Linked DNA regions of Homo sapiens: region 2 is linked to region 1. Evidence: read pairs that join two places in POLR2A ChIA-PET (ENCODE). Cell type or tissue: CD4-positive, alpha-beta T cell. All regions are shown on one strand. Each heading gives the region's core, and the rest is flanking DNA. Links, peaks and the distances in the headings are about the cores only.

Region 1 (2,925 bases), core at 215-2,714:
TGCAAGGAGAGTTCTAGGAGTTGAAAGTAAAATACTGTTAATTCAAAAATGAATAAATATGCTCCTAGCAATGGATTTTTATTAGTGTTCAATTAGTAGAGTGTGATCAAGGATCTGGGATAAAAGACCTCACCCTTGATGGGGCCCCCTGGAGCACCTCAATCCTTAGCTCTTCTGGTAACCACCAGGGAGAGTTGAGCATTATTTGTCAGATCCTTTCAGCTAAGTTTCAGACTGAAGGCAATGAACAAAGGTGCTCAACATGATTCGTTGCTAGAGAAACACAAATTAAAACCGTAGTGCGATACCATTATACACCAAAACTAAAACTTACTTGAAAAACGTTAAAAACTTAGGCTGAGCATGGTAGCTCATATCTGTAATCCCAGCATTTTGGGAGGCTGAGGTGGGAGGATCGTTTGAGGATAGGAGTTTGACACTAACCTGGGCAAGATAGTGAGACCCCATTTCTAAAAAATTAAAAAATTAGCCAGGCATTGTGGTGCACGCCTGTAATCCCAGCTACTCTGGAGACTGAGATGGTAGGGTCACTTGAGCCCAGGGAGGTTGAGGCTATAGTGAGCCATGTTCGTGCCACAGCACTCCAGCCTGGATGACAGAATGAGATCGTGTCTCAATTAAAAAACAAAAACAAAAAGACTGATTTATTCAAGTGCCAAAGAAGATATAGAACAACTTGAAATGCTCATACACTACTGATGGGCATGTAAATTGGTACAACCACTCTGGAAAACTGTTTGGTAACCTCTGCTAAAGTTAAAGCTACTCTGTGATCCAGCAATTCCATTCCTACGTACAGACCTAAGAGAAATGAGTTCATATTTCTTCCAAAAGAAAGGTACAAGAGTGTTTTGCAATTTTATTCATAATAACCCCAAGTTGGAACCAACACAAATGTCCACTCATAAAAGAATGAATAAACAGATTGCAGTATACTCATATAATGAAATACTACATAGAAGTAAAAAGAACAAGCACCTGAAACCACTGATACCACAACATTTTTTGAGTGAAAAAAAGCTAGACATAAGAGTATATATTTTATGTTGTTATTTACATAAAGTTAAAGAGCACGAAAATCAGGCAATGTTGCTGCAGAACAGTGGTTACCTTGGGTAGGAAGTTAGTGACTCAGAGGCAGGAGGAGGGAAATGTTCTATATTTAAATCTGTGTATATGTATCTTAGGTGCACACATTTGCAAAAACCAAGCTGCTAATGTAAGATTAGTGCACTTCAAAACCACAAAGTGATATCATTTCACACCCACTAGCGTGGCTAAAACAAAAGAGACAAGACAATAATAAGAGCTGATGAGAATGTAGAGAAATTGGAGCCCTCGTATATGGCTGTGGGACTGAAAAGCAGTGTTTCAGAAAACATTTTGGTACCTCCTTAAAAGTTAAGCATTAAGATGCCATATAGTTGGCAATTCCATTCCTAGGTATATACCCAAGAAAATTGAAAACATGACCACACGAAAATCTGTACATGAATGTTCATAGAAGCTTTATTCATAATAGCCAAAAAGTGGTAGCAACCCAAGTGTTCATCAACTGACAAATGAATACACAAAATGTGCTGTGTCCATAGAGTGGAATATTATTTGACAATGAACCTTGAACATGTTACGCTAAGTGAAAGAAGCCAGTCACAAAAGGCCATATGGTAAATGATTCCATTTGTATGAGATGCTCAGAATAGTGACAGAAAGTAGATTAATGGTTGCCAGGGGCTGGAGAGGGTGAAATGGAGAGTGAGGGTTTTTTTTTTTTTTTTTTTTTGGTGGGGGGCGAGGAAAATGTTCTTAAATTAAGTAGTGATGAGATTTCTCTGTGAATATAGTATTATAAAAACCTGTGAATTGTATACTTTTAAAGGGTGAATTTTATGGTATGTGAATACTTCAATAAAGCTGTTATTAAAAGAAGATTATTAGACCTTACTGTATGTATTTACACCTCATTAAGAAGACAGAGAATGAACGGTAAATTGTCAGAATTTAGAATCCGAAAAATTTCAGAATTCTTCAATGGAAAATGACAAAACAGGGAAAGGGCATGGGTTGGGAATAAAGAGAGTAGATATCAGTTTGAACAGCTTCTCAAAGTGCCAGGTACTTTATGTCCATTATTTCATTTAATTGTCAAAGGACTCCTATAACACATATATTCCCAGTGGGCTCCTTCCGCAATTCTCAAAGGCCGCCAAAGCCAGGACTTGGGGTCTGAAGGTGTCTCTGCTTCATTGTCTTGTGCTGCCCCTCAGATGCACTCCCAGTGGGGTTAGGGTTGGCCTTGGGTTGACCTTGTCCGGCATACTCACTTGGTGGAAGAGGATCCTGAGACCCAGACACATGATGTGACTTATGTAACATCCCACAGCCACCCCGTGGCAGAACTGGATTAAACCCTGATGCCCCAGTGTAGGATTCTTTGGTTAATAGCTGATAAGGTAAAAAGCACTATACCAAGCACCTTATTACATAGATCTGCTTGGTCACAAAGCAGTCTGGAAGGGTTCAGTGCAGTGAGGATGTGTCCACCTGGGGCACAGAAACCCTTTTGGGTTTCTCAGAGCAGTTCTTGTGCCAGCCACCAGGGCACTTGCAGCTGCCTTGTATGTGGCAGCTGAGTTGTGCATCACCACGTGTGTGGATAGGTTAACTGGTAGGCACACACTATGGAATACCCATGGATCTTAGAAGCAGGGAATGATATGCACATACTGTCACATGGTGATACCTTAGAACTGGAAAAAAGAGCAGGAAACCAAATGCTATTTACAGCATACCATTTATGAATTAAAAATACAATCCTCCTACAGAATAATACCATGTATCTCACAAGAATATATCATTATCAAAGGATCCCTTGAAACACATGAGTATAGCAACTACTGGAGC
Region 2 (2,925 bases), core at 216-2,715, 420 kb after region 1:
GTGATGCATGGAAACCTCTCAAATCTAACAATGACAGAAATATGTGATCATAAGCTCTAGCTGAGGTAGTTGTATGATCATCTTGAAGAGCTGAGTATGGTATACTGGTCAAGAGCACAGACTCTAGAGCAAGACTCTAGGTTTGAATGCCAACTAATTACTAGTTATGCGATCATCAGCAAGTTATGGAAATACTTCGTACTTCAGTTTCTTTGTTTCTAAATTGAGGGTGATAATTGAACCCCACTAAGTTGTTGCATTTTTATGTGCTTAGTATAGTGCCTGACGCATAATAGGCACTCAATATTATTATTGCAATCATTAGCAAAAGGAACATAACACTTGTATTAATTTCCATAGTGCCTTTTTTTTTTTTTGAGACAGAGTCTTGCTCTCTCGCCCAGGCTGGAGTGCAGTGGCGCCATCTCTGCTCACTGCAACCTCCGCCTCACAGGCTCAAGTGATTCTTGTGCCTCAGCCTCCTGGGTAGCTGGGATTACAGGCATGCACCATCACATCCAGCTAATTTTTGTATTTTTCATAGAGATGGTGTTTCGCCATGTTGTCCAGGCTGGTCTTGAACTCCTGGCCTCAAGTGATCTGCCCACCTCAGCCTCCCAAAGTGCTGGGATTATAGGTATGAGCCACCACACAGAGCCCTCATAGTTCCATTTAGTACTTTAAGTCATTTGCTATTTTCTCTCACATCCTAGCAGAGTTATAGATAGCCTGACACCATTTCTAACTGTTAGGCGCCTTGATAAATGGAGGGCTCGCCTGATGTTATTCAGAAGGCTGGTATACCAAAGAAATCTCTCCTGGGTTGGTAAGGTAGGAAGCTAGAACCAGACCTGGCCACCCAACATCTCAGAAAGGTTAAAACTTATTCTAAAGTTCTCATTGCTTTAAGAAGTTTAGGGCTAACCCCACCCCAAAGTGACTTGCCTCAAAGAGATCAAAATCCAAGTTCTATAGTTTCATCTCCATCCCCCTAACCTGTAAATGGCTGCCTGAGAAAATGCTTCCAACTACAAAATGACTCCGTCACTTCCGTATTTCTTTTTCTTTTCTTTTTTTTTTTTTTTTTTTATTATACTTTATATTCTGGGATACATGTGCAGAACGTGCAGGTTTGTTGCATGGGTATACATGTGCCATGGTGGTTTGCTGCACCCGTCAACCTGTCATCTACATTAGGTATTTCTCCTAATGCTATACCTCCCCTAGCCCCCAACCTGGTGTGTGATGTTTCTCTCCCCGTGTCCATGTGTTCTCATTGTTCAGCTCCCACTTATGAGTGAGAACATGCGGTGTTTGGTTTTCTGTTCTTGGATTAGTTTGCTGAGAATGATGGTTTCCAGCTTCATCCATGTCCCTGCAAAGGACATGAGCTCATCCTTTTTTATGGCTGCATGGTATTCCACAGTGTGTATGTGCCACATTTTCTTTATACTTCCCTATTTCAATGGCTCCCTATTACCCTCAGGAAAAAATTCAAACTGATCAGCATGAGGAATAAGACCTTTCTGTTGGGAGCAAGCCCCCCAAAATCTTGCCATAAACTGGCCCCAAAACTGGCCATAAATAAAATCTCTGCAGCACTGTGACATGTTCATGATGGCCATAATGCCCACGCTGGAAGGTTGTGGGTTTATGGGAATGAGGGCAAGAACACCTGGCCTGCCCAGGGTGGAAAACTGCTTAAAGGCATTCTTAAGCCACAAACAATAGCATGAGTGATCTGTGCCTTAAGGATATGCTCCTGCTGCAGTTAACTAGCCCAACCTATTCCTTTAATTTGGCCCATCCCTTCGTTTCCCATAAGGGATACTTTTAGTTAATTTAATATCTATAGAAACAATGCTAATGACTGGCTTGCTGTTAATAAATATGTGGATAAATCTCTGTTTGGGGCTCTCATCTCTGCAGGCTGTGAGACCCCTGATTTCCTACTTCACACCTCTATATTTCTGTGTGAGTCTTTAATTCCTCTAGCGCCACTGGGTTAGGGTCTCCCCAACCGAGCTGGTCTCGGCAATCCGGCCCCTGCCTGGATTCCATGACGGGGGCTTTTCCCTCTGTCAGGTGCACTTTCCCCTTCTCTCTCTCCTATTAAGAACTGCTGTTAATTCTTCACATGCCTCCTTGTTGTAAAGTTCCTAGAGAGCCTCCATCCCCAAGCCAGGACTCCTATCTGTTCCCCAAAAACATCCCAAACCTAATGCCATCATGACACCAAATGTAACCTGCTTACTTGTCCGTCATAGCCACAGCCCTTCCCCTCCCCTGATTGTGAGCTTCCCATAGAGCAGGGACTGTAGCATTTGTCTATGTGTCCCAAGCACCTGTCTAACACATGACCTAGCAGATGGTAGGTGGCTAATAAATATCATTATAGTGTATCACACTAAGCTACTCAGTCACCACCCTTGTGTGAAGGTGGGAGATTTCTCCTTCAAAAGCTGAGCTGTTCCACTTCTGTTCTTTCCTTTCTCACATGGTTCCCTGAATTGCCTATTGCCATTCATCATACAGTATTTATTAACATCAATTATTTATTAACTATTATTGTCAAGCACTTTTCTAAGATGTGGAGATCCAGCACTGAACAAAAGTGACAAAAATTCCTGCCCACAAGAACTTACATTCTGGCCAAGCGCAGTGGTTCACTCCTGTAATCCCACCAATTTGGGAGGCCAAGGCAGGTGGATCACTTGAGGTCAGGAGTTTGACTAGCCTGGCTAACATGGCAAAACCCCATCTCCACTAAAAATACAAAAAAATTAGCCAGGCGTGGTGGTGCATGCCTGTAATCCCAGCTACTCAGGAGGCTGAGGCATGGGAATTGCTTGAGTGTGGGAGGTGGAGGTTGCAGTGAGTGGAGATCATGCCACTGCACTCCAGCCTGGGCGATGGAGTAAAAGT

Evidence for each region. ChIA-PET counts read pairs that join two places held together with the same protein. Peaks named below come from ENCODE experiments on the same cell type or tissue, not always from the same donor. Only the 100,000 strongest peaks of a DNase experiment are listed, where the experiment ranks them.
Region 2: POLR2A ChIA-PET joins it to region 1 with 5 read pairs; 2 of 35 experiments call an interaction of 5 or more read pairs at or near these places.

What each region holds. Positions count from the first base shown.
Region 1 is chr14:68,718,224-68,721,148 of GRCh38, reverse strand. No RefSeq gene overlaps it. Among named protein-coding and RNA genes, the nearest start is that of RAD51B-AS1, 34 kb to the right of the region's middle. In CD4-positive, alpha-beta T cell, for the core only: no CTCF peak of the experiment used is centred there; DNase peaks (open chromatin) are centred at 1,198 and 2,618.
Region 2 is chr14:68,301,622-68,304,546 of GRCh38, reverse strand. All of the region lies in intron 8 of RAD51B (RAD51 paralog B), which reads right to left. Among named protein-coding and RNA genes, the nearest start is that of RAD51B-AS1, 380 kb to the left of the region's middle. In CD4-positive, alpha-beta T cell, for the core only: no CTCF peak of the experiment used is centred there; no DNase peak of the experiment used is centred there.